Regions from separate parts of the Homo sapiens genome. Here region 1 is linked to region 2. Evidence: chromatin loops called from intact Hi-C (ENCODE). Cell type or tissue: K562. All regions are shown on one strand. Each heading gives the region's core, and the rest is flanking DNA. Links, peaks and the distances in the headings are about the cores only.

What was found. Peaks named below come from ENCODE experiments on the same cell type or tissue, not always from the same donor. Only the 100,000 strongest peaks of a DNase experiment are listed, where the experiment ranks them.
Region 1: a loop joins it to region 2, with 3 times the contacts of the local background. A loop is called at or near these places in 2 of 110 quality-filtered maps.

What each region holds. Positions count from the first base shown.
Region 1 is chrX:48,776,785-48,791,028 of GRCh38, forward strand. It overlaps GATA1 (GATA binding protein 1), which reads left to right and starts at 9,806. Exons shown (of 6, transcript NM_002049.4): 1 at 9,806-9,861. It also overlaps the pseudogene ACAA2P1 and the pseudogene RNU6-29P. RefSeq lists an enhancer at 5,880-6,608 and cis regulatory regions at 5,953-6,533, 6,013-6,513, 6,180-6,301, 7,833-8,493, 8,933-10,053 and 1 more. In K562, for the core only: no CTCF peak of the experiment used is centred there; DNase peaks (open chromatin) are centred at 6,247, 9,187, 9,727 and 12,957; H3K4me3 peaks cover 6,352 bases.
Region 2 is chrX:48,691,995-48,705,541 of GRCh38, forward strand. SUV39H1 (SUV39H1 histone lysine methyltransferase) reads left to right here and starts at 4,740. Exons shown (of 6, transcript NM_003173.4): 1 at 4,740-4,809; 2 at 6,908-7,053; 3 at 8,097-8,759. The coding sequence starts at 4,791. It overlaps LOC124905187 (a long non-coding RNA gene), which reads right to left and starts at 1,126. Exons shown (of 2, transcript XR_007068229.1): 1 at 557-1,126. RefSeq lists silencers at 4,354-4,433, 4,464-4,763, 5,054-5,153 and an enhancer at 5,294-5,573. In K562, for the core only: no CTCF peak of the experiment used is centred there; DNase peaks (open chromatin) are centred at 4,577 and 5,187; H3K4me3 peaks cover 2,328 bases.

The DNA.
Region 1 (14,244 bases), core at 6,244-14,243, 91 kb after region 2:
ACAGTAGGGAGCTTGGCTCATGCTTTTGGTTCCTCCGCATAAAACAACTTCAGCTTCTTTAACACAAATTTCCTAACACCTATTCACAGTGGACTGAAAACCAGAACCACAGAGCCTATTAATCGTGAGAGCTGGGGTCTCCTTTGGGATTCCCACACGCAAACCAACATGCCTTGCCAAAAAAATATGGAACGCTTCACGAATTTGCATGTCATCCTTGCGCAGGGGCCATGCTAATCTTCTCTGTATCGTTCCAATTTTAGTATATGTGCTGCCGAAGCAAGCATGGAGATGATTTTTTTAAAATGGTTAGATTCTGGAGATATTTTGAAGATAGGGACTGGATGAGTTCAACAAAAAAGAGGATGTCAGCTAGAGAAGAGGCCTGAGGACATTTTGGGTTCTAAAACAAGAGAAGGGACAGACAGATGAGTCAGGCAAGTGGGAAGGGAAGTGTGTGGATTCCTGAGTGAAGGAGTGATGGATGGAGGAGCATGCGTGAGAGTCTCCTGAAGTAAAGGAGCCCCTGGTCTTCTGGACTCTGGTCGCTAAATAGTCTTCAGACGGTAGTTCAGCCAGACCCTGTGACTGAACCGCCAAGGAGCCCCAAGAGTGCTGCGAAGAGAGGGAGTGTGAGGATATGAGTTTTAGCAAGTAAAAGGCTTTCCTAAAACCTGTAGCATTTTCTGGCAGTGGAAAAAAAGAGGAAAGGGGTTTTCTGCCTCATTCTAAAAGACAATTTGCCATGGACCCAGACATTATATGCCTGAAGATGGATGATTTATGGATGAAAGGAAAGAGAAAATGAAGGAATAGAAGAAGGAAGGAAGGAACAGATGGGTGGATGGGTGAGTGGGTAGGTAGATGAATGAATGGGTAGATGCTCTGATATTTCCTCCCTCCTCCCCCGAGAAACTCCTTCACAGGTGTGCACAGAGAGAGGAATATGAGTTTATGAATTGCAGATTTGCTATAATAGGGAAAGAAACTAGAAACAATGCAAATGTTCATCAACAGATTAGTGGTTAAACAAAATGTGGTATATCCATTCCATGGAATATTACTTTCAATAAAAGGGAACGAACTTATGAGGCCAGCATTACTCTGATGAGAAAACTAGACAAAGATATCACAAGAAAAACTACAGACCAATATCTAAGTATAGATGCAAAAATCCTCAAAAAAATACAAGTAAGTAGAATCCAGCAACATATAAAAGGATTATACACCACGGCCAAGTGGGATTTATCCCAAGAATGCAAGGTTTGGTCAACTAATGAAAATCAATCAATATAATGCATCATATTAACATAATAAAGAACAAACACCACATGATCTTTTCAGGAGATGCAGAAAAAACATTTGACAAAATTCAACATTCCTTCATGATAAAAACACTCAACAAACTAGGAATAGAAGAGAACTTCCTCAACCTGATAAAGGACATCCACAAAAAACCCACAGCTAAGATCATACTTAATGGTGAAAGTTGGAAAGGAACAACACAAGGATGCCCCTTCTTACCATGTCTTTTCAACACTGTATTGGATGCTCTACCTGGGGCATTAGGCAACAAAAAGAAATAAAACGTATCCATATTGGAAAGGAAGAAGTAAAACTATCCCTATATGCAGATGACATGATCTTATACATAGAAAATGTTAAGGAATCCACCACGAAACCATTAGAGCCCCATTAGTGCATAACCATTAGAGCAAGGTTGCAGGATATAAGATTTTGTATCATATATGCTAGCAATTAACAATCCAAAAGTGAAATTAAGAAAACTATTCCATTTACAATAGCTTCAAAATGAATAAAATACTTAGTAATAAAATGAATGAAAGAAGGGTAAGACTTATACACTGAAAACCATAAAATATTATTGAAAGAACTTAAAGAAGACCTAAATAAATGGAAAGACATCACATGTTCATGGATTGGAAGACTTTATAGTGTTAAGATGGCAATACTCCCCAAATTGATCTACAGACTTGATGCAATCCCTATCAGAATCCCAGCTTGCTTCTTTGCAGAACTGACAAGCTGATTCACATGGGAGTGCTAGGGGCCCAAAATACAACAATCTTGAAAAAGAAAAACAAAGTTAGAGGACTCACACCTTCCAGTTTAAAAACTTACTATACAGCTACAGTAATCAAGACCATGTGCTACTGGCATAAAAACATACATATAAATTAACGAAATAGAATTGAAAGTCCAGAAATAAATTCATACATTATAGGCAACTGATTTTTTTGAGACAGGGACTTGCTCTGTTGCCCAGTCACAAACATAGCTCACTGCAGCCTCAAACTCCTGGGCTAAGCGATACTCCCACATCAGCCTCCCAAGTAGCTGGGACTACAGGCATGCACCACTGTGCTCAGCTAATTTTTAAAAAACTTTTTGTAGAGACAGGGTCTCAATGTGTTGGACAGGCTGAACTCCTGGGTTCAAGTGATCCTCCCACGTTGGCCTCCCAAAATGCTGGGATTACAGGTGTGAGCCACTGTGTCCAGCTAGCAATTGATTTTTGACAAGTGTACCAAGACCATTCAATGGGGAAAGAATGCTCCTTTCAACAAATGGTGCTGAGACAGCTGAGTATCCACATGCAAAAGAATAAAGTGGGACCCCTTCCTCATACCATATACAAAAAACAACTCAAAACAGATCAAAGACCTAAATGTAAGAGCTAAAACGATAAAACTTTTAGAACGGGGGTCCCCAACCTCCAGGCCACAAACCCATCTGTGGTCTCTTAGAAACTGGGCCACACAGCAGGAGGTGAGCTGCGGCTTGCTGCCATTCATGAAGCTGAGCCCGCCTCCTGTCAAATCAGCTGCAGCATTAGATTCTCTTAGGAGCTCAAACCCTATTGTGAACTGTGCATGCGAGGGATTTAGGTTGTGCACTCCTTATGAGACTCTAATGTAACGCGCTTGAATCATCCTGAAAACATCCCCACTTCTGTGGAAAAAAATTGTCTTCCATGAAACTGGTCCCTGGTGCCAAAAAGTTGGGGACCGCTGCTTTAGAAGAAAACAGGCTTAAGTCTTTGTGACCTTGGATTAGGCAATGGTTTCTTAGACGTGACATCTAAAGCATAAGCAGCCAAAGAAAAATAGACACACTGGAGTTCATCAAAACTATAAGCTTTCTGGCTGGACGCAGTGGCTCACGCCTGTAATCTCACCACTTTGTGAGGCTGAGGTGAGTGGATTGCTTGAGCCCAGGAGCTCAAGACCAGCCTAGGCAACATGGTGAAACCCCATCTCTGCAAAAAATACAAAAATTAGCCAGGAACGGTGGCATGCAACTGTAGTCCCAGCTACTTGGGGGACTGAGGCAGGAGGATCACTTGAGCCTGGGGGGTCAAGGCCTCGGTGAGCCACGTTCACCCCCACTGCACTGCAGCCTGGGTGACAAAGTGAGAACCTGTCTCAAAAAAAAAAAAAGTGAAAAGACAACCTACAGAAGACAATATTTGAAAATCACATATCTAAAAAGAGTCTAGTATCCAGAATACATAAAGAACTCTTACTACTCAACAATAAAAGGACAAATAACCCAATTCAAAATGGGCAAAGGATTTAAATAAACACTTCTCCAAAGAAGATAAATGGGCTGGGCACGGTGGCTCATGCCTGTAATCCCAGCATTTTGGGAGACTGAGGCGGATGGATCACTTGTGGTCAGGAGTTCGAGACTGGCCTGGCCAACATAGTGAAACCCCATCTCTCCTAATAATACAAAAATTAGCCAGGCATGGTGGCGGGTGCCTGTAATCCCAGCTACTCAGGAGACTGAGGCAGGATAATCACTTGAACCCAGCAGGTGGAGGCTGCAGTGAGCCAAGATCGTGCCACTGCACTCCAGCCTGGGTGACAGAGCAAGACTACATCTCAAAAAAAAAAAAAAAAAAAAAAAGAAGATAGATGACCAACAAGTTTATGAAAATATGCTCAACATCAGTGGTCACAGGGAAATGCAAATCAAAACCATAACAAGACACCACTTCACACCCACACCCAGTAGGATGGCTAGAATCAAAAAGAGGGACAATAAAAAGTGTTGGAGGCCAGGCATGGTAGCCTGTAATTCCAGCACTTTGCAAGGCCAAGGCAGGCAGATTGCTTGAGCCCAGTAGTTTGAGACTAGCGTAGGCAACGTGGCGAAAATCCCATCTCTACGAAAAATTAACAAAAATTTAGCTGGGTGTGATGGCATGCACCTGTAGTCCTGGCTACTCAGGAGGTTGAGGTGGGAGGATCACTTGAACCCAGGAGGTTGAGGCTGCAGTGAGCAGAGATCATGTCACTGTACTCCAGCCTGGGGAACAGAGTGAGACCCTGCCAAACAAAAGAAAAAAGAAAAAAAAGAAAAAAGAAAGAAAGAAAGAAAGAGAGAGAGAGAGAGAGAGAGAAAGAAAGAAAGAAAGAAAGAAAGAAAGAAAGAAAGAAAGAAAGAAAGAAGAAAGAAAAGAAAAGAAAAGAAAAGAAAGAAAGAAAGAAAGAAAGAAAGGAGTGTTGGAGAGAATGTGGTTAAATTTAAATTTGAATCCCCATATGGCAGCTGTGGAGAACACTTGCAGTTCCTCAGAAAGTTAAACATAGAATTACCATATCACCCCGCAATTCCATTCCTAGTTATATACCCAAGAAAACGAAAAACATATGTCCACATAAAAACTTTCACATGAATGTTCATAGCAGCATTATTTGTGATAGCCAAGAGTCCATCAATGGGTGAATGGATAAGCATAATGTGGCATTTCTTTTTCCTTTTATCTTTTGAGACAGGGTCTCACTCTGTTGCCCAGGCTGGAGTGCAGTGGTGCAATCATGGCTCACTGCAGCCTCAACTTGCTGATCCTCCCACCTGAGCCCCCCAAGTAGCTGGGACCACAGGCATGCACCACCACACCCGGCTAATTTTTCTTTTTTGTAGACACGTGTTCTTGCTACGCTGCCCAGGCTGGTCTCGAACTCCTGGGCTCAAGCAATCCACCCACCTCAACCTCCCAAAGTGCTGAGATTACAGGTGTGAGCCACCGCATCCTAGCTATAATGTAGTAGGTATTTTCATACAAAGGAATATTATTCAGTCATGAAAATGAATGAAGTACTGATACATGCTACAATATGAATGAACCTTAAAAAACTTATGTGAAGTAAAAGAAGGCAGTTACAAAAGGCCACATATTATATGACTGCATTTATATGAAATGTCCAAAACAGACAAATTCATAGAGACAAAGAGATTTGTGATGGCCCGGGGATGGGAGGAGAGGGAAATGGAATGGGAGGGTGTATGTTAATAGATATAGGGTTCCTTTTGGGGGTGATGAAAATGTTCTGGAATTAGGTAGTGGATAGTTACACAACCTCGTGATATACTAATCGCTTTGCTATACATTTTAAGAGTGAATTTTATGGTTAAGAGCAAATTTTATGGTATGTGAATTATGTCTCAATAAACAGAAAAAGAAAAAAAAGAATGAACTATTGATACACACGACAATGTGGAAGAATGTCACAGACATTATGCTGAGCAAAAGCAGCACATACTGTATGATGTGCTTCCATTTCCATGAAGTGCAAAAACAGGCCAAAAAAACCCCAGGTATCATATGGTGTTTATGGGTACCAACATATGGAGTGATGGAGTAAAAATACTCATGAGGAAGATAAACACCAAGCTCAAGGCAGTAGAAGGAGAGAGGGAAATGGAATCAGTACAAGAGCATCTGTAATATCGCATATCCTTTAAAAACAATCTGAAGTCAATAAGGCAAAATATTAATGTTTGACAAAAGTAGATGCTTGTTACAGCACCCTTTATACTTTCCATTTTTTAAAACAGTCAACCAACAGTTTGTTTCTGAGGGCAAACGCTTGACTCCTTAACCAGGCTTTGGTTGACATTTGCCTTGGTGCTTTTGACACCACAGTCTGTCAGGCTCTGTCCCCACCCTGATGGGCTCCACAGTACAGAAGAGGCACAAACAGTACAAATGCCATGGGGCCTGGACCAAGCAGGGGCTCTAGAACCCCAGAAGATGCCAGGAGGGAGTGAGCCAGTCAGGGAAGGCTTCCGAGAAGAGAGGACATTGAAGAAGAGTCTCAAACTTAGGCCTGACGGAGAAGACGCGCGGCCAGGACACCCCACCCCCGCCCTCGTCTCCCCCAAAGCCTGATCTGGCCCCACTGATTCCCTTATCTGCCCACTCCCAGCTGCCTCCTTGCTGGCTGAACTGTCGCCGCAGACTTCTGAGCCTGCGCCCCCTCCACGGGGATGGGGGAGGGAATGGGGTGAGGCCTGGCCTCACAGCCTCGGGGTTTCCAGCTCTTGCTGGAGGCAGGGCTCTGGGGCGCCCTACTCCTCACCCTTGGCTTCTCTTCCTGAGCGCTCTGTGCTCTCCAGAAATGAAGAAATGGGGTGAGTCCAGCGGCCAAACCCTTGTCTTAGCTCTTAGACATGCCTCGAGCCTGCCATTCCCTGTGAGGACAGATTTCCCTATGTTGCGACCGCTGCTTCTAATAATAATAATGATGATGATAATTCCCATTTACAGAGCACACCATTTATGGTGTGCCAGCAGGCCCTGTGCTGAGTGGTTCCTACCCACGTGGGGGGCTAGGACTTTACCCGTTTTCCAGATGAAGAAACTGAGGCTCAGAGGGCGTCTGGCCCAGGAATCACACAGCAAATCACACAGCAAATCAGAGTTGAGACAAGAACCCAGGGCCCTGGAGGAACATCTTCATTTCCACACACCTATGTAGAACCAGTCTGGAGGTGAGGGCAATTATACACACTTGCACCACAAGGAGCTGGTGAGAATGCGATAGAATTATGGGTGGAGAGCGCTTAGCACAGTGCCTGGGGTCACTCAGCAAATAATGCCGCTGCTGTTATTATTAGTCTATTAATGCTATTATTAATATCAGAATTAAACAAGCCTCGGCAACATAGCGAGACTTCATCTCTATTGAAAAAAAATTTTTTGCTGGGTGTGGTGGCATGCACCTGAAGTCCCAGCTCCTCAGGAGGTTGAGGTGGGAGGATCACTTGAGCCCAGGAGGTGGAGGCTGCAGTGAGCCAAGATTGTCACTGCACTCCAGCCTGAGTGACATAGTGAGACACTGTCCCCAAAAAATATTTAGTACGTATCATTATCACTATTGTTGTTAGAATTAGAATAGTTTTAGAATTAGTGTTAGTATTAATAATAGTATTAGTGTTAGATTAAAATTAGTATTAGCATTAGATGAGTATTACTATGAAAATTAGTATGTCCTCATAGAAGTAGAGAGTAGAATAGTGGTTACCAGCAGATGGGAGGGTAGGAGGCAGGGAGGGATGGGGAGAGGCTGTCAATGGGTACAAAGCTACAGTTAGATAGGAGGCATAAGTTCTGGTGTTCTAATGCATAGTACAATGACTAGAGTCAACAATAAATGTATATTTCAAAATAGCTGAAAGAGGCGTTCTCGAATGTTCTCATCACAAAGAAAAGATAAATGTTTAAGGTGATGAATATGCTAATTACCTTGATTTGATCACTACACAATGTATACATGTAACAAAACATCATGTTTTACCCCATATATATGTACAACTATTATGTGTCAATCATAAATTTAAAGAAATAAAATTAGTTTTAGTGTCAGTATCAATATTACAATATTGGTATTACTCTTAGTGTCAGCATATTATTAGCATTAGTACTATAAGTAGTAGTAGGGTTAGAAAGGGCTATGTACTCTCCCTTGTATGCAGTAGGTACTCAATAAATAAATAGGGGTACTTAATATTTATTGAGATTTCAGATTCAAGTAAGTTAAGATCATGTAACATGGGTTAAAACTCATTTAGTCTCCCCAGTCACTGCATGGAGTGGCTTATTGGGGTATATTATTACCCCATTTTTACAGATGAGGAGCTAAATTCCAGAGGGGATGGTAACTCTCCCAAGGTCACCTGATCCATTAGTGGTTAGGGCAGTCTATGAACGAGGATGAGCTGGCTCTAGAGACCATCTCCTGAAACCACTGCCACTTAAGTCAGAGGTGTCTTTGTATTCGTTCTCCTTATTACTGATGAGGGTTCAGCATGGGGCGTGGCACACCAGCAGGAGCTCAATAAATAGGAATTCATGGGCTTGCTCTCTTTCCTCCTCAAATCTCCCATTGCATATGAGGACACTGAGGCTCAGAGGAGTGAGATAAGAATGGTAAGATCCCTCCAGGGTGGGCCAGTGGGCAAGCTGACCCCACTGACCTGGGGCTCCACCCTTGGCCTCTGCCCTTTGTAGGTCTCAGTCTCCCCATCTGTAGACTAGGTGGGCAGGACAGCTCCTTGTCCCACGTGTGCATGTGTGTCAGATGCTTTCATATAGAAAAAGTGCTCAGGTTAGGTACAAGTCTATGTGAGGTCTATGAGACACTGTGGTTGTTGTCATTAATATTTGGAGGAGGTGGGGCAGGGCAAGAGTGTGGGGACTGGGGTGCGGAGGCCTAGCCACATTCTGGTTGTCCCCTGCTGAGGGCTGAGGGCAGAGCCACAGGCTACATCAATCCACATCCTCCCATCCTACCTGCATGGGCACCACATGCCCAGGGTGTGATCCAGTCTGCCTGGACCTTCTTCTGAGTCTGTCTCTGAATATCCCTCTGTCTCTGTCTCCCTTCTCAGTTCTCCACTTCTGTCTTTGGCCTCTTTCCCTTTCAGGTTTTATCTGTCACTTCTGTCCATCTCTGTCTCTCATTCTCTCTTTGCCTCTCTCTATATGTCTTTAATGGTCTCTGGTTCTCCCCGGGTGTCTCGCCCTCTTTGTCTCTCCTTTTCTTTTGTGCCCTCTCTCTGCCTCTTTCCACGTCTGTCTCCTTCTCTATTCATCTCTGTCACTCTCTTTCTCCCCATTTCCATCTCTCTCCGCCTATCTCTGTTTTTGTTTGTCTCTCTGCCTCTGTCTCTCCCACTCCACCCCTTTCCTTTCCTACCCTATACCACTCCTCGAGGAATCATCCCTGGCTCCCACCTCAGTTTCCCGCCTCCAAGGCAGCATGGCGGGCAAGAAGTTGAGGCCACTGTCCCTGGGTGTTCCTACCCCCACACCCTCACCCCAAGACAGCCTGTTACTGCGGCGCCAACAGCCACGGTCGCCTACATCTGATAAGACTTATCTGCTGCCCCAGGGCAGGCCGGAGCTGGCGTAAGCCCCAGTGGGGCGCTAAGTGAGTGTGCCCCTGCCTCCCGCCAGCACTGGCCTGGCCTGCAGGCTTAGCCTGGGTCATCAAGGTATCCCACAGGCTCTAGTTCAAATCCAGCAGAACCTCTCTGAGCCTCACTCTTCTCACCTGCAAAATGGGTACAGCCACATCCCTTCTCTCCCTGCAGCCAGGAAGACGCACATACACAGGAGTCTAGCCCACACCGGCCCCGCACAAATTAAGGGCTTTACTCTCTGAAAAGCCCAGTGAAGTCATGAAACCATATCTGCTATTTTCATTTATCTTGGTTTCAGCCTATTTTGCTTGTCTGGACACTACAGTCCACGGGAGCCTAGGTCGAGCGAGGTCCAAGAATCCCCAGGGTGGGCAGGGAGGGTGGAAGAGGGCCTCCAGTGCCCAAGAGGTGCCCCACAAGCATGGGACCCGCCCCCTCCCCTGGACTGCCCCACCCACTGGGGCACCAGCCACTCCCTGGGGAGGAGGGAGGAGGGAGAAGGGAGGGAGGGAGGGAGGGAGGAAGGGAGCCTCAAAGGCCAAGGCCAGCCAGGACACCCCCTGGGATCACACTGAGCTTGCCACATCCCCAAGGCGGCCGAACCCTCCGCAACCACCAGCCCAGGTCAGTCTCAGCCCCCAGAGAGCCCCCACCAAGGCAACCCTGGGCCTGCTGCCCCTACCCTTATGCTTGCTCCAGGCTCCCCAACCCACAGCTGGTCCCCAAAGTGTCAGCCAGCCCTGAATCCCTTTACAGCTCCTCCAACCCACCTGTCTTTCCAACTCCCATTTCTACCCCAAATCTACCCCCTAAACCCCACCTCTTTCTGCCCTCTCATCCACTCCGTCCAAGATATCTATATCCTCTGGATCCCTTCACTTTGCTCGCTATACCCCTAGGTCTGTCTCCCCTAAACACTAACTCTGTCTCCCAAAACATGACTTTATCTCCCCAAATCCTTTCCCTGTCCCATATCTGATTTCCACTCACCCAAACTTGTCTCTGTCTCCCTGACTTCTCCTCCAAACCTCACTTTTCTGCTCCCAAACCCCTTATCTGCTCTACAACGCCTTGTCTTTGCCCCACTCTCTCTGAGCCCCCAAACCTGTCTCTGATCTGCCAAACCCTAGCTCCATCCTCTTACCACCATCTCTGCCTTTCAAACCCACTCTTTGTTCCCAATGACTTCTCTCTGATCTCCGCAAACCATTTATCTCTCCCAACTCCCTGCCTGCTCAGTAAAATATCTTTGTCACTTCAAACACCAAGTCAACTCCCCAAAATCTGTTCTGCCGCATGAACCCTCATGTCTGCCTTCCCCAAACCGTATCTCAGCCCTAAAACACATCTCATTGTCTCCCTGAATCTCTCCAGCTCCAAGCCTTTCTCTACTCCAATTCTATCTTGGCTTCTCAAACTCCCCTTTACTAGCCACATTCTGTCTGCCCAAACAGATCTTTGACTCCTAAACTCCATCTCTCCTCCAGAAAAACCCTTGAACTCCCCAGACTTTTCTATGACCCTCAGAATCTGACTCCCACACTACTTCTCAACTTTATTTCTGACTCTCAAACTTCGCCCCGATCCCCCAACCTCGTCTGTTTTCACAACCTATTCCTGAGCCCAAAATGTGTCTCTGAACTTCCAAGCTCGTCTCTGCTCCACAACCCCGCCCATATCTGCCTCCCCACAAACTCCATGGCTACACCCCAAACCTCTCTGACTTAACCCCATATCTGACCTTCAAATTCCACCTCTATCTCCCCCTAAGCCCCATATCTGCCCCCTAGACCTTATATCTGCTCCCTTCAGCCCGGTGAGACCCTCCCTTGAGGGCTGGGATTGGAACGTTACCTGGGGTGAGGGGCTGGGGCCGAGGGAGAGTGGAGGGTGCCAGCTGCTGCCTGCTGCCGCCGTTGGGGCAACACTTACTCTAGTGGGGCAGCTGATAAGGAGCTTTCATATCCCCCAGCCTCGAGATAAACTTTATCTCTGTCCGGAGAGTGATAACTGGGGGTGAGGAGGCTGGGCCCCTGCCATGGGAGGGGTGGGCAGCCCTGGACTCACCAACGTGTGAGGTGCAGGGGTTGGGGGCAGTGGGGCTGGAGGGAGATCATGGTGGGTAAGGTGGAGTTGAGGGGATGAGGGAATAGTGGTGAAAGAGTGAGCAGAAGACACACAATGAGACAGGGAAGAGAGGGAGAAACAGGGAGAGATGGGAAGAGAGAGACAGAGACACAGAGACAAAGAGCAAGAGACAAAAGAGACATGAAGAGAAAGGAAAAACAGAGAGAGAGAAACTCAACGAGTAAGAGACAGAGACAGACAGATGGCCGGAGAAAAAGAAGGAAAGACCCGGGAGCAGAAAAGGAGATAGAAATGCAGAGATACACGCAGGTAGCACTGTGAAGAGGCAGAGACTAACACAGAATTAGAGACAGAGAGGAAAGAGATGGAGACCAAGATGGGGAAGCAAAACACTCTCTTCAGAGAGCAACAGCAGGCACCCTGGGGCTGAGAAGGTGTTGGCGGTGGGCACACTTGTGGCCCATCTCTTTCCTAGCATAACTCCCAAGCCTGGGCCTGCCCCTTAGCCTGTCTATACCATGGGTCATGTAAGCAGGAGTGAGGGGCAGTTTGAAGACAGCCTTCTAGTCTAGCCCTGTCACTCCACCCTACAGACACAGAAACAGAGCAGGCCAGCACAATAGGGCCAGGGCCAGCATTCCAGGCTCCTTATCCTGAGCTGCATGTGGCTGGGTACGGTCAGGGGTATGGGACTAGTAAGAGGCACGTGGACATAAGGTCAGAGGGCCCAAAGAGAGGGAAACAGAGGGAACAGACAAACAAGCAGGAAGAGTGGGAGAGATGCAGAGATGTTCAGAGAGATAGGAGAGGAGAGGGAGAAAGCAAGAGTAACAGAAAGAGAGAGCCAGAGAGAGAAACATGGGAAGACAGAAAAGAAGACAGAAAATCATCAAACATTACAAAAGCACAGAAAGAGGTCGGGCGCAGTGGCTCACGCCTATAACCTCAGCACTGTGGGAGGCCGAGGTGGGCCGATCACTTGAGGTCAGGAGTTCAAGACCAGCCTGGCCAACATGGCAAAACCTCGTCTTTACTAAAAATACAAAAATTAGCTGGGTGTGGTGGCATGTGCCTGTAATCCCAGCTACTAGGGAGGCTGAGGCACGAGAATCACTTGAACCTGGGAGGCTGGGGTTGCAGTGAGCTGAGATCGCACCACTGCACACCAGCCTGGGTGACAGAGTGAGACTCCGTCTCAAAAAAAAAAAAAAAAGAAAAAGAAAAAGCACAGAAGGAGAAGACAAGCTATATCATAGAAACACAGAAAGCTGGGGAAGCTACAGAGTCAGACTTGAGAGGGAACAGAGAGTCAGGGGAAAGAGCCCCAGGGGATAGAGAAGTGGAGAGCTAGATGACAGACACACACAAGGCAAAACAGGCAAAGGGCCATCCCACAGGTCTCAGCTCAGCCCCAGCCCATCACCACCCCCAATACAGCAGATGGGGAAACTGAGGCCTGGGAACTGAAAGAGCCTGAAAGCAGAACTCTGGTGGGCCTCTCCAGGGGAGAGGGTACCGGTAGAGGTACCTCCCACCTGCCACCCTCTTCAGAGGAAGTCAGTGGCCTTGGGGTGATTTCAAAAGTTGGGCGGGGAAGGCAGAGATAAGCAGTGGGGGGTACTGACCCCCCCCCAACCAAGAAGTAGGGAGGAACTAAGGGGGCCTTCTGTCTGTAGACGCAACAGAGGTGGAGGGAGGAGGGAGTCAAGCCCGGAAACCATGGGGTTTCTGAGAAAGTTAGAGGGCAAGATACAACAGATAGGGATGAAGTTGGGGAGCAGAGGATGGTGAACCCCAAAGTCCTGGGTGAAGTGACCAAGAGGCAAGGGACTCTGGTCCTGCATGCCATCCCACCCTCACCCAGACTCTTCTAGAGGGGGAGGGAAGAAAGGACGGGGGGACGGGGAGAATAAGAGGAAGTGGAGGAGGGGAGGAGAGGAGATGGGGAAAGGGAGAAAAGGATGAACAGAAAAGGGAGGAGAAGGATGAAGAAATTGGAGGGGAGGAGAAAATGAGTAGTAGGAGAAAGGAGTGGAGAGTAGATGTAGACAGGGGAAGAGAGGCCGGAAGTGGTGGCTCACACCTGTAATCCCAGTACTTTGGGAGGCTGAGGTGGGAGGATCACTTGAGGCCAGGAGTTCAAGACCAGCCTGGGCAACAGAGTCATACCCCATTTCTACAAAAAAAAAACAAAAACTAGCCAGGCCTGGTGGCACACACCTGTAGTCCCAGCTACTCAGGAGGCTGAGGCAGGAGGATCACTGCCGGGAGGCAGTGGTTGCAGTGAGCCGAGATCGTGCCACTGCACTCCAGCCTGGCAACAGAGGAGACCCTGCCTCAAAAAAAAGTGTGTGTGGATGGGGGAGAGGGAGATAAGGTGTGTGAGAAAGGTAGAAAAGGAGAATGAAGACAAAAAGAGAAGGAGGACAAGGAAGAGGGGAAACAGGAAAGGAGAAGGAGGAGGTCAAGGAGGAAAAGAAGAAGGTGGAGGAGAAAAAGGAAGCAGGAGAGAATGAGAAAAGAGTGGAAAGAGAAGGAAATGGGGAAGAGGGGGGCAAAGAAGAGATGGGAAGAAGAGAGACGGGAGAAAGACAGGAGGAAAAGGGAAGGGGGGAAGAAGAGAGAGAATGGAAGGAAGAAGGGAGAGGTAGAAGCAGATGAGAGTGGAGGAAGAGCGAGAGGAGGGAGGAGAGGAAAGACAAACGGCAAGAGGGGGAGAACGAGGAGGAAGATGAAAGGAGGGGCACACAGGAGTGGAACGGGGAGATGCAGGAGGGAAAAGAGAGGAGAGGGAGGAAGAGAAGGAGGGGAAGGAGAGGGGAGACTAAGGTGAGGAGGAGGGGGGAATGGGGAGGTGGGAAGGAGAAATATGGAGACTGAGGTGATGGAGTGGGAGGAGGGGGAAAGGAGGGAAGAGGA
Region 2 (13,547 bases), core at 390-8,389:
TTTTAAAAAAATAATTCAATCGGCTGGGTGCAGTGGCTCATGCCTGTAATTCCAGCACTTTGGGAGGCCGAGGTGGGCGGATCACCTGAGGTCAGGAGTTCGAGACCAGCCTGGGCAACATGGTGAAACCCTGTCTCTACTAAAAAATACAAAAATTAGCTGGGTATGGTGGTGCACACCTGTAATCCCAGCTCCTAATGGGGGCTGAGGCAGGAGAACTGCTTGAACCCGGGAGGCAGAGGTTGCAGTGAGCTGAGATCGTGCCACTGCACTCTAGCCTGGGCAACAGAGCGAGACTCCGTCTCAAAAAAAAAAAATCATTCAATCAACACAATACTAGATTAAGAGCAGCATACTCAATGAGCAGACCTCCCCATTCTCCATGCCCATAACAACTCACACACCAGGATCTTGATGGGCAGGATCCCCCTCTCATTTTTAAAATTTGGCTCTGCCCAGTTCCCAGTTCAAATCAAGCACTGGCCAATTGCAATGGAAAAGGCAAAGACTTAATTATCAGACAGATCTGCTCTAGAACCCGGGAAAGATGCCTCACCTCTGAGCTTTGGTTTCCGCATCTATACAATGGAGGTAACTGATTTCCAACGGGGATCCCACTGAGTCACCTCTCTGCCTCCTCAGGACTTGCTCTCCCAGAAACAAAGGAGTAACTCAAAAGCGTCCTTGGCGTTTACAGCTATTTCCAAGGGCATAATTAGAAACTGTTGCACAGCAAAGCCTAGAATTGAGCTCCCTGCCCCTTCCGATTTCTGAAATCTGGTGAATTCGAGATCTCAGACATCCTACCTTTAGAGGAGGAGAAAAAGAGAAAGGTAGTGGGGAGGAAGATAAAGGTGAGGGAGACTCCAGAGAGGGCAGGCTTCTTCAGTCTGCAAGAGCAACGGAAGAATTTCTAGGTGGAAAGGGGAACTCCCCCAAGCTAGAGAAGGAGGGAGTCTCAGGTTTCCTTTAATTCATTATTCTTTACACCGCAACACCACTCCCCACCCCACCCTGACCAGGTCCCCAGATGGGCACTGAGTCTAGGAAGGATCCATCAGCATCATTTATCCCTACTCCCAGTCCCCCACAGAAATCTTAGAAATCCAGTGTTCTGGTTGGCCGGGCGCGGTGGCTCACGCCTGTAATCCCAGCACTTCGGGAGGCCGAGATGGGCGGATCATGAAGTCAAGAAATAGAGACCATCCTGGCTAACATGGTGAAACCTCATCTCTACTAAAAATACAAAAAATTAGCCGGGCGTGGTGGCACATGCCTGTAGTCCCAGCTACTCAGGAGGCTGAGACAGGGGAATTGCTTGAACCCGAGAGGCAGAGTTGTGGTGAGCTGAGATCACGCTACTACACTCCAGCCTGGGCAACAGAGCGAGACTCCGTCTCAAAAAAAAAATGTGGTATACACAATGGAATACTATTCGGCCATAAAAAACAATGAAATCATGTCTTTTGCAGCAACATGAATGAAACTGAAGGCCATTAATTTGAGTGAAACAACTCAGAAACAGAAAGACAAATACTGAATCTTTTCACTTGTAAGTGGGAGCTAAATAATGTGTACACATGGACATAGCATGTGGAATTATAAACAACAGAAACTTGGAAGGGTGGGGAGGTGGGAAGGAAGTAGATGATGAGGAAATTACTTAACGAGTACAATGTGCATTATTCAGGCTATGGATACAGTAAAATGCCTGACTTCACCACTACACAATGTATCCGTGTAACAAAATTACACTTGTGGCCTGGCACTGTGGCTCATGCCTGCAATCCCAGCACTTTGGGAGGCCAATGCACATTATTCAGTTGATGGATACAGTAAAATGCCTGACTTCACCACTACACAACGTATCCATGTAAAAAAATTACACTTGTGGCCTGGCGCTGTGGCTCATGCCTGTAATCCTAGCACTTTGGGAGGCCAATGTACATTATTCAGATGATGGATACAGTAAAATGCCTGACTTCACCACTACACAATGTATCTGTGTAACAAAATTACACTTGTGGCCTGGCATGGTGGCTCATGTCTGTAATCCGAGCACTTTGGGAGACCAAGGCAGGTGGATCACTGGAGGCCAGGAGTTTGAGACCTGCCTGGCCAACGTGGTGAAACCCCATCATCTCTACTAAAAATACAAAAATTAGCCAGGTGTGGTGGCACACGCCTGTAATCCCACCTACTCAGGAGGCAGAGGCAGGAAAATCGCTTGAACCCGGGAGGCAGAGGTTGCAGTGAACCGAAATCACGCCACTGCACTCCAGCCTGGGTGACAGAGTGAGACTCTGTCTCAAAAAAAAAATATTATATTTGTACCCAATAAATTTATATGAAACAATTAAATGCTTCTGAGATCTGGCTTAATGGTTGCTCAGCCTGCATTCTGGTTCCACATGTAGGTCTGCTTGTGAAAACTCATTACAGTGTTCACCCCTGGTCTGTGTACCCTTCTGTATTTGTGTTACACTCCAATCTGAGGTTTACATTACAATAGGTCAAACCTGTGAATAAAACCTTATATTGGCTCCGGCACTGGGCAACGCAGTAATCATTAAATTAATGCTGAATGAACAGACAACTGGCTGGGAGTGGGACACGGTAGCAATAAGATGGCCTCTTAACTTTTGAGGTCTCCTGAAAAAGTGCTAGTCCAGAATGATTCACTTTCCAGATGAGCAGGAGACACCCACCCCAAGGTCACTTACTGCAGGTTTTACAGACCAGTTTAAGAAACTGCCTAAGATCAAGTAATTTAGTAAATGGCAGAGCCTGGATATGAGTCCAGGTAGTCAGGCTCCAGAATCCAGACTTTTGCCCACTACTTTATAGTGTTTGGGGGCACTACTGGCGACAGACCCTTTTGTCTCCCTCTCAGATCCAGACAGGCAGAGGTCCTGTCTTAAATCACTCTTGTGGGTTGGACAGGTCTCCTGGACACCCGGGAGTGGGAGAGCCCTGCTGCCCGAGGAGACTGGGGGTACATGAGGATGAGCACCTGACTCTGCTCGAGAAGGAGTAAGGGAGGGAAGGGGATGCATGGTGGGACCTTCGCTCCTGTCTGTCCCCTCAGGGCAAGCTGGGGCTGACGGAACCTCAGACCAGCCAGTCACTTCTTAATGAGCTCACAGCTGGACTGGCAGGCAGACAGAATATCCGTTTGGTTAACTGTATAACTGTTTGGTTGACTACAGAACTCATGGAGTGACAGGGAGAAGGCGCAACTTGAGGACGTGACAGCGCAGTTTCCTGAACATCTAACTGAATGACAGCCTGCCTAGGACTGGCTGGGGCTGGTAGCCTGACAGTGGAAAAGACAGGCAGCCTCCTGAGGACCTTGCAGGCTGGCTGACTGATGGCCCGTGGTGCTACTGCCTGCCTGGGTGGCCGGATGTTGTGAATGACTATTGTCAGGAATCACAGCTGGCGGGGGAATGTCTAGATGTTATACTGTCTGGCACCGTGTAAAGGAGGGCCACCTGGGGAAACTTCAGGCTAACTGATCAACAGACCCGTGGCTGCTTGCTAGGCAGCTGTATCTGGTGATCAACTATCCACGCTGCTCGAATCACAGCATGCTGGAGGGCCTGGCTGGGTGCTCTGACTGACTGATCACCTGACAGACGGTGCGGTCAGTCGGATGCTGAGAATGACTGACGATGTGATGAGGGGCGGATTGAACGAGTCACAGGCCAGCTGGCCAGGAGCAAAATCGGCATAGCTGTCTGACTCGATGGCTGTACGTGGTTACGGACTGTCTGCCCTGATAGAATCTCAGCTTCAACGCATCAGAGGAGACTGACTTGACCAATGGTGGGGATGAGTCGCCTGAGAAATGACAGACTGGCTGACCCACTGACAGGTGGTGTGGAGGCTTAATCCTACCTCTAGTTGCTGTGACTATTTGCTTTGAGGGCCTAGCTGGATGTTGTGACTGATCGTGGTGTGAATGAGAAGTAATCTGAGGGAAAGACAGTGACCAACTGATAGTGCCCGACAGGGCTGTATTAGATGCTGACAGTGACAGCTTGTCCCGACCTAATCACAGCCCGCCTGGGGGCATGGCTGGATGCTGCAGTCTATGAGAGGATTTAGCCAGGGAGAATCGCAGCTGGTCCCAGGGCTATGGTGGGTGGAGAGGAGGACTGATTGATCTGCTGACAACGTGAGGACAGGATGGTCTTAGGGAATGATAAGGCAGGCTGGCTAACAGTGCTGTCTGCCTGCCTCCAGGGAGTCGCCGCTGGCCAGGGCACAAATGGAAGCCAGTATTGACTGCCCAGCAGTGTGGATGGGGGCCGGGAGTCTGACTAGGCACCTGTCTGGGGCGACCGCCTGAGCAGTTGGATACGGCACTAGTCCACCTGGGAGCCCCGGCCTGCTTGGGGTTAAAATGAGATGACGGGCTGACTGACGGTGATAACAGGGAGTATGACAGGACTGAGGAACCACTGCGACTGGCTGATAACGTGATTGGCTAGCAGTGTGACAGACAGACCAGCGCACGGGCAGGGCCTCTGGCAACTTTAGCTACCGCCGCTGTCGCTCCCGCTGCCGCCGCCGCCCAGACGCACTCTGGGAAAGCGCGGCGAGCACCCGCCTCCGGGACCGAGCCGGGCGGCAGGGAGGGGTTCGGTCACGGCTCTCCGGTTGGTCCGCGCGGGTGCTGCGAGTCGGGAGCCGCGGCCAATAGGCTGCGCGTTCCCGGCCACGCCCGCGCGAGCGCTCTTCTCGCGAGGCCGGCTAGGCCCGAATGTCGTTAGCCGTGGGGAAAGATGGCGGAAAATTTAAAAGGTGAAGCAGTGGAGGCAGAGGCGCGGGCCCGCTGGCCGGGCCGGGTGGGCTGGAGGGGTGGCGTTGCCGGCTCGGGGCCCCGGCGTCCGAGGCCCCGGCGCCGGGAGCCGGAAGCTCGGCGCGGAAAGGATGAGGCTCGGGGAGCGCGGGCCTGGTGCGCGGGGCTGGGCGGGGCTCAGGGGAGGGGGCGCGCGCCTCGGAACGCAGCGGGCCTGGGGCTAAGTGGGGACGCAGGAGGGGGGCGCGCGCTGCAGATCGCGGCCGGACCGGCGCGCGCACGCGCGGGGGCTTGTCGAGGAGGCCGCGCCCGCGCGCGGGAAAATCGGCCCCTGGTGACCGTTACCCATTCGGTGTCCACGCGAGACGCCGGAAGGGGAGGGAAGATAAGGGGGACAGACCCCCCCTTCAGAGTGCGGGGACTGAGAACTCTTCTGGGGGAAAGTATCGCCTCTCGGCGTGATGGGGGAAGGGTTTGGAATAGAGGATCTCCCAGAAGAGAGAAATGGGGCCTTCCTAATAGGACAGCTGGACTCCCCCATGTGCAGGGAAAGAGGGGTGACTCAGTTATGTTGGGGGGCCCCTCTATGTGACGAAAGCCGCAGGGAGGATGGGTTCCACAAGTGGGAGGACCTCTGAGGGGTTCAGGAGAGTCCACCTGTGGCCAGTTCCGGAGCCAGCAGCTGGAGGGTGTTAATTGGGACCACTTAAGTGGGGTTTCAAATGCAAGTGAAGGAAGGGGTTTGCGAGGACAGGCTGTAGGGAGAGGAAAGCGTGGGCACAGGCGGGCTCAGTCTCCACTTGGTCTTGCCTAAGTAGGGGGGGTAGGGCTTGCACACGAAATAATTTTGAAAAGCTCTTGTACGTTTTTAGGTTGACATCTAAAGTTTAGGTGTGATTTTTGCAATGGGAGGCAGAAAATATTAAACATTTTAAAAAGATGATATAGGATGAGGACTGACTGCCCTTGGAATGTTTTGAGACATGATTTGATAAAATGGCTTCTAAAGTACTTTGATTAAGAATGTGCCTTGAATCAGAAAGAAATCTGTTTTTTAAAATCCGTGTGTCTTACAAAATTTTGGCAGTCCCAGAAATATACCAGGTATATTTAAAAGAATCAGTGTCACTAATCTGTACCGCTTTGCGTATAAATTCAGAGCATAACCCTTTGGATGAGCTTTACTCTTCACAGAAAGATGGATGAGACAGAAAGTCAAAATGCAGTGTGAAAAAATATACCTTGTGGATTTAAGGCACCCAGATTGATCATTTAAGGAGCCTTCCTGTAATGTAGTATCATTCCACAATCTCTTGCTCATAATTCCGAAATCTAAAAAGCCCTGAAAACTGAAATCCTTTTCTTAAATTTGGCACCATTTATGGCAAAAGTAGATTATAAAGTGGAACTCTTCTGTGAGGCTATTTTATATCTCTATTTCTCCTATTTAATGTGGGAAATTCATACTTTTGCTGCAGGACGGTTAATGCATTTGATTATAGCTTGATGTCCCCTGGCCACGCTGGGGGTGTTAGGTGATGTATGGGATATCCTAGAACTAGTCTTGTAAAATCCAAAAAATTTTGAATTCCAAAACACATCTGGCCCAGGAGTTTGAGATAAGGGATTAAAGACCAGTCTTTCCAGTTACGCCTTTGTTTGGTGCCCTGGAGGTTTTAATCTTGTCCTCCCATCCGCCCCACCTCGGGGCACTGCATCCTACTGAGATGGGGGGTTGTTCTCTTTCTTTTGCAAAGTGGAGAGAGGGGTGATCAGGTCCTGAACCCAAAGCAGGTTTGCAGGCAGTTTTAGGAATGACATGGAGTTTGAAGCTCTGGAAATAGATTCCTTTAGGACAATTCATGTTGCAAACCCCGCTTAGAGGTCTGCTGCTCCAGGGGCAGCTTTGGGCAGTGAGTATTGGGGTTCAAAGCACATTTCTGTTGTAGAACAGTCTCAGCACTGGGGAAGGCCTGTGGATTAAATTTCCCTGACTCTTAGTCAGTCTTTGGGATGTCCCAGGGAGGATTTGGGGTCCCCTTTGACTCCTGGCCTAGTCAGGCTGCCCAGTAATAGTTCTTTCTGCCCCGCTTGATCCAGGCTGCAGCGTGTGTTGCAAGTCTTCTTGGAATCAGCTGCAGGACCTGTGCCGCCTGGCCAAGCTCTCCTGCCCTGCCCTCGGTATCTCTAAGAGGAACCTCTATGACTTTGAAGTCGAGTACCTGTGCGATTACAAGAAGATCCGCGTGAGTCTGGGGTGACCATGCTCTGGGAGGGGACAGGTCACAAGGAAGTTAGTGTCCTGCCCTCTTGTCCCCAACTGCCCACATCTGTTTCCAAAGGGAATTTTCTCCTTTGACCCTGAAAACACAGGATGAATAGACCCTTTTATCCCTATGTTACAGATAGGGAAACTAAGTAGCTTTCTGGGCAGGAGCCGGAATGAATTCCCAAATAAATCTCTTCCCATCTCCCTAGGAATACAAAGTAATTGCAGAGATTGAGATGCTGAACCCTGGAGTGGAAATGTCAATAGCTAATGGCTATTGAGCACTTTCAGTGTGCCAGGCGTTTCCTCTCGGAAACTCATTTAATCCCCTAACAACTGAAATGGGGATAGTTATTGCCAGAAGGGGGAGTGGCAGGATGGTTAGGAGAACAAACTGGAGTCAGCATGCTTGGGTTCCAGTCCTGGTTGTGTTACCCCAGGCTACCTACCCAAACCTTCAGTACTTCATTTTCCTTGTCGTAAAAGAGGGATAACTAGGAGCATCTACCTCATGTGGGGTTGTGAGGATTAAGTTAGTTAATAATACATGTAAGCTGCCTAGAACAGGCAAGGACTTGTCAGGGTCCAGGTGAGCCAGGGTGGTGGCAGTGATGATGGTTTGTCACTGGACGTATTTTGAAGGTGGGGCCAACGGGATGTGCAGAGGGTGGGTGTCGGAAGTGTGAACAAAAGAGAAGTCAAGGATGACTCCAGGAGTTCCGGTCTGAACAGCTAGAAGGGAGGGAGCTGATGATGGGGAAGACCAAGGAGAGGAGTGGGTTTGGGAGATTAATTAAAAGTTGGAACAGTTTGGACAGACAGTAAGGGGGAGAGGAGGATTTGAACCTAGTAATCCTCACTCTAGAGCCCATGCTTTTTAATCACCGCATGAAGTCATTCCAGAAAAGGGGTGGGGTGGGGTAGGTGTTATCCATCAGCTTTGGGATGGAAGCCCCATGAAGGCTGGCCCAAAGATCTCACTACTTACGGTACCCCCGTCCCCCTACCCACCCCCAACAGGAACAGGAATATTACCTGGTGAAATGGCGTGGATATCCAGACTCAGAGAGCACCTGGGAGCCACGGCAGAATCTCAAGTGTGTGCGTATCCTCAAGCAGTTCCACAAGGACTTAGAAAGGGAGCTGCTCCGGCGGCACCACCGGTCAAAGACCCCCCGGCACCTGGACCCAAGCTTGGCCAACTACCTGGTGCAGAAGGCCAAGCAGAGGCGGGCGCTCCGTCGCTGGGAGCAGGAGCTCAATGCCAAGCGCAGCCATCTGGGACGCATCACTGTAGAGAATGAGGTGGACCTGGACGGCCCTCCGCGGGCCTTCGTGTACATCAATGAGTACCGTGTTGGTGAGGGCATCACCCTCAACCAGGTGGCTGTGGGCTGCGAGTGCCAGGACTGTCTGTGGGCACCCACTGGAGGCTGCTGCCCGGGGGCGTCACTGCACAAGTTTGCCTACAATGACCAGGGCCAGGTGCGGCTTCGAGCCGGGCTGCCCATCTACGAGTGCAACTCCCGCTGCCGCTGCGGCTATGACTGCCCAAATCGTGTGGTACAGAAGGGTATCCGATATGACCTCTGCATCTTCCGCACGGATGATGGGCGTGGCTGGGGCGTCCGCACCCTGGAGAAGATTCGCAAGAACAGCTTCGTCATGGAGTACGTGGGAGAGGTAGGGAGATGGGACCCGGTGTGTGTGTGCAGCTCTTCCCACCCTGTGTTCACAGTGTGCACCCGGCTCTCCTCACTGTGTGTCTGAAACTCCCTGCTTTCCCTATGGGAAAGGCCTGGGAGACTGATCTGAGTGTCACAGGGACATTGGGCAGGGGCTAGTATTCCAAGCTGGTACACACCAGCATGGCCATGCTGGTGGTTACAGGAACACCAAAATACTTCTGCACTGGGTTGACTTTATCAGGGTACTTAGCAAAGAAGAAAAGTGGGAGCTGAGATCCAGGCAGCCTTAGCATTCCTTGTAACAGGCCATGTGGTCTGGCATAGGGCTGCATCAGCTGGAAAGGCACTTCCTCTTCTCATTTCACAAGGGCCCATCTTATCACCAAGCAGTATCTGCCTGAGGAGCATTGTTTTACCAGTCTGCACAGAAGGAACGCAGTCTGGAGTAGGATGAGACATGCCTTGGACAAAGGTTGGCTAACTCCTTTAGACTTTCAGGACACTGGGGAAGGCCGAGTGTATTAGGCAAGCCAGCCATTGTAAAAACAACCCCCTCATCTTAGTGACTTTGCACATTACAAGTTTGCTTGCTCATGGAACAGTCCATTGTGGGGGTTTGAGTGGGTATCCTTTCACACAGCAACTGGGACACCTAGGCTCTTTCCCTCCTGTGCCTTTGCTGTGCCTTGAAGCCTTGGAGTCACTACCAGATCCTCAGCATTGCCTGGCAGGCGGGCCAAGTGGGGGATAGAAGGGGCCCATCCTAGTGGGCCAGGCCTAGATGCAGCACCCATCACTTCTGCCCATGCTCCACTGGCTGGAACTGAGTCACTGGCCTTACCTCCATGCAAGAGAGGCAACAGGATGTGCTTTAGCCATGTGCCCAGCTGCACAAGGCTAAAGCACAGCCATAACTAGCAACTAGATAACTAGCAAGTATCTACAACAGAAAAATGTCGCATTCTAAGATGGGATGCAGTTAGCATTTGGGATGAGATGATTTTTCGTTATGTAGAACTGTCTCATGCATTGGGGGACATTTAGCATCCCTGGACCTTGACCATTTAAATCCATGAGTGTGCCCTGTCATAGTGACAACCCCAGATACCTCTATATATAGCCATAGGTCCCTTAGGGGTGTGATATAGTTGGAAAGTGACAGAAACTGGCCTGAGGAACACTCACATGAGGGTGTCCACACTGTAGCACTGATACTGATGACAAGGAGAGGCTCCTACTCTGAGAAACTGTACAGAGGGTCACATCTGACAGGGACAGAGACAATCTTGGGTAGAACAATCTACACCACAGAGGACCCTGACAGTCTGGGCAAGGAGACAGCCACACCCTGTCCAGATAACCCTGCTGGCCTGCTGGAGGAGATGTCTACATGCCACAGGACCTGGCCATCTGGAAGGAGGAGGTGGGGAGGTGTCCACACCCTGAGGGCTCCTGACAGTGGGCGGGGGAAGGAGTCCTGATAATCTGCAGGAAGTCCATGTCCCACAGTGACCCCAGTGACCTGGAGGAAGAGCTTGTGCTCTCCACACTCTAGAGGACCTGGTGGTCTGACTTAGGAAGTGTTCACACCCATGTTGTCATGACAGGAAAAAGAAGTGTCCTCACCCCAGAGGGATCCGGACAGCCTGGAGATCTAGTCTACACCCAAGGGCACCCTGACAGTATCGGGGGAAGTGTCCATGCCCTCAATGTCCTGACGCTCTGGAGGAAGTGTCCAGAGGTTGAAGGAACCCAAACTCTCTGGAGGAGATGTCCAGACCCCATAGGACCCAGACAGTCCACCGTCCTAGGGGCTGCACAGAGCAGGAAGTATCTCAGCCTCACTGTACTGGCATCTGGAGGAAACACTGTCTACCACACAGGGTCCTGACAGTCGAGGAGGAAGACTACACCCCAAGGGCAGCCTCAGACCCTCCTGGGCCTGAGACTTTTCTGGCTGCTCTTCCTTAGTGTCAGTGTCTTTAATCCTCCCAGGGATCCTCTCAGCCCTGTCCTCACCCTTCCTGCTCTCCACACATTCTTGCTGCACTATTTCCTGACCGCCCTCCAGCACCCTCAGACCCATGGGTCCTCCTGATGGTGCCACAGGCCTCCGGAAAGAGCCAAACTCATCTTCCCGCATTCCCCTCTGAAGAGACAGTATAGCAAATGGTTAGGAGGGTGGACTCTGGATCCTGACTGCCCGAGGCTGAATCCCAGCTCCACTACTCATCAGCAATCACTAACCTCTGTGCCTGCATTTACTATGTAAAATGGGAACAATAATAGCACTCACCTCACAGGCTTGTTACAAAAATTAAATGAGTTACTATGTATCAAGCACTTGGAAAAAGCACTTGAACAGTGTTCAGTACACAGTAAGTTTGATACAAATGTTATCAGCATAGTTCAAACTTCAGCAAATCCAAAATGTCTGGAAGACCAAGTTTTTTTGTAACCCATCTGGCTACAGGACCCAGCCTGACCGGATAGGGTCCTATTTGTAGTTTTTATTTATCCTACTTGGGGTAATAGTCATACATTTCGTTGCAGCAGTTCTAATTTACTTGATTCTGTAGTGCCGTCCCAGATGCTGCCAGGGTGTTACGGAATCAAGGGCCTATCTGCACACCATGCTATCTACTGTCCTTCTTCAGCTGGGACATGTACTGACAGTCTGTACCAAGAGCTCCCTCCACGGGAGCTGCCCTTCCCTCCTTTGCAGCCTCCCACATTGGGTCAGAACTTTCACGTTCCTGCAGAACATTCCCATCCTCACCCAAGAGACAATGCCAGCCTATTTTATCCATTCTAAAACATGCATTTTCTTCCTATTTTAACATCTCGGAAATGAAGATGTCTTAATTAAATCATGGTGTATCATTTATAATTAACAGCAGTTTTTCCTTTCTTGGTAAAGGGCACATAAAATTAAGGGTGTGCCTTACATTTATAACTGGTCCTCATAACCACTCCTAACATTGCTCACTCTCCTATCAGAAACAGGAACACCTTTCACGTCCATGATCTTGTATGGATCTTTACAACAGCCCCTGTCAGGTTGGGATTTTGTCACTGTCATTCCCATTCTGCAGATGAGAAAACTGAGGCCCAGAGAGGTAGAATAACTTGATTAAAATCACAAAAGTAGTACAATGGATAAAAAAATAAAGGCCCAAATAATATCTAAAACTGGTACCCTGCCAGGCTGTAGCTTTTTTTTTTTTTTTTTAGCTGAGGAAACAGGCACAGAGAGAACATTCAGGATCCCATATCCAGGAGGGGGCAGAGCAGCAGCTGACTCCAAGTCTTCTAGTTCCCATTCACGTCAGCACCCTCTCGGAACTGCCAGCTTACAGCCTGTCTTTTCCATTCATTCTGGAGAGCTGTTAGGGAGCAGAGACAGGCCCATCTGTTCCCAAGCTTTCAGGGTTGACCAATCATTAGAGAATGGGACTGAAAAGAAGATGAGAAGGAACCAAGAAGTGTTTGTGCCCTGGAGGGCCTGCAGTATGACTCACTCCTGGTGAGACTGGGAGAGCAGGTAGTGGCAGAATAGGCATGAAGATGGAGACTAGGAAGGATGTGGGCACTCCTCCTGGCTCAAGGAGGGCCTACGGTGAAAAAGATGGCTCATACCCCACCCACTAGGCCTGTGAGCCTGGGAGAGGCTGCCCTTTGATCCCAGGACTTGATCAGACAAGTGGCCAGCTTCTGAGGTAGGGGAGGAACGGGAAGCTTGGAAGGCTGCCTAGAGAGGTCCCATCTGTTTGAGCTGATGCCACAAGGAAGACTGTTCTCCAGGAGGTGAAGGGAGACTGATCTTGACATATTCCACCCTCATGTTGTGGCCCTTAGGAGAGAGTCCCCACTCTTCCACCAGGTGGTAAAGCCCTTTTATGATCTGCAACTCGTTTTAGAGAATCCGTCTCTTCTCCATTCCCCCTCAAGCCCTAAGCACTGTTTCCTGATCACAGTCTTACACTGTGGGTGTGTGAATCTGTCTCTCTGTGACCAGACTTTGACCCCTTGAGGGCAGGGACCAATCCTGGTTCCTGTGTATCCCCTACCCACCTGTGACCCCTGAGAGTGGACCGGGCCTGGTCCCTGTGTCTCCCTGATCAGACCGTGAGCCCTGCATGCTGGGACTGGGCACAAGGAAGGCCTCAATAAAAACCCTGGCAAGGGAGCCAGGTTCCTCAAGGAACAGAACTGGAGCACGGGGCAGTGGGTAGTGTGGCCCGAGGCAGGGTAAATCTTGGTTTCCTCAAGGCATTGTTAGTCAGCCTTTGGCATGGAACACAGCCTTGAGGGGACAGCCAGGGAGAACACCAGTGTGGCCATCCTAGCTAAGGAGATGGATTCCCAAGTCAGAAGGGCATGGTCACCGGCCCACATGAGGGTGAGCAAGGAAGGAAGCCCGAGAGGGGTCTCTGGAGAAGGGAGGGGAAGGAAGAAGTGTGGCGGGGGAGTACTGGAGCTACCTGGAGGGCCGCCACTTGGACAGAGGACAGGCTGCTAAGCCAGGAAGCAGAATCAAAGTAAACAGCAGTCCCCATGTGTCTCCTGTGTGCTGTGCACTGTTCTTGGCTGAGGTACAGTGGGACCCCTACCCAGGGAAGGGCCTGGTCAGCTACGCTTGGGGATTGGCAGGAGGCTGCCGTTGCTGGCCTCAGGGAAGAGGGGCCATGGGGCCGGAGATTTGTTGGCGTGGATTGGGAGGCAAGGACAGGCTGGGGCTAGGATGGCAGCAAAGCTTCCCATTTCCTAGGACAGGTAGGGA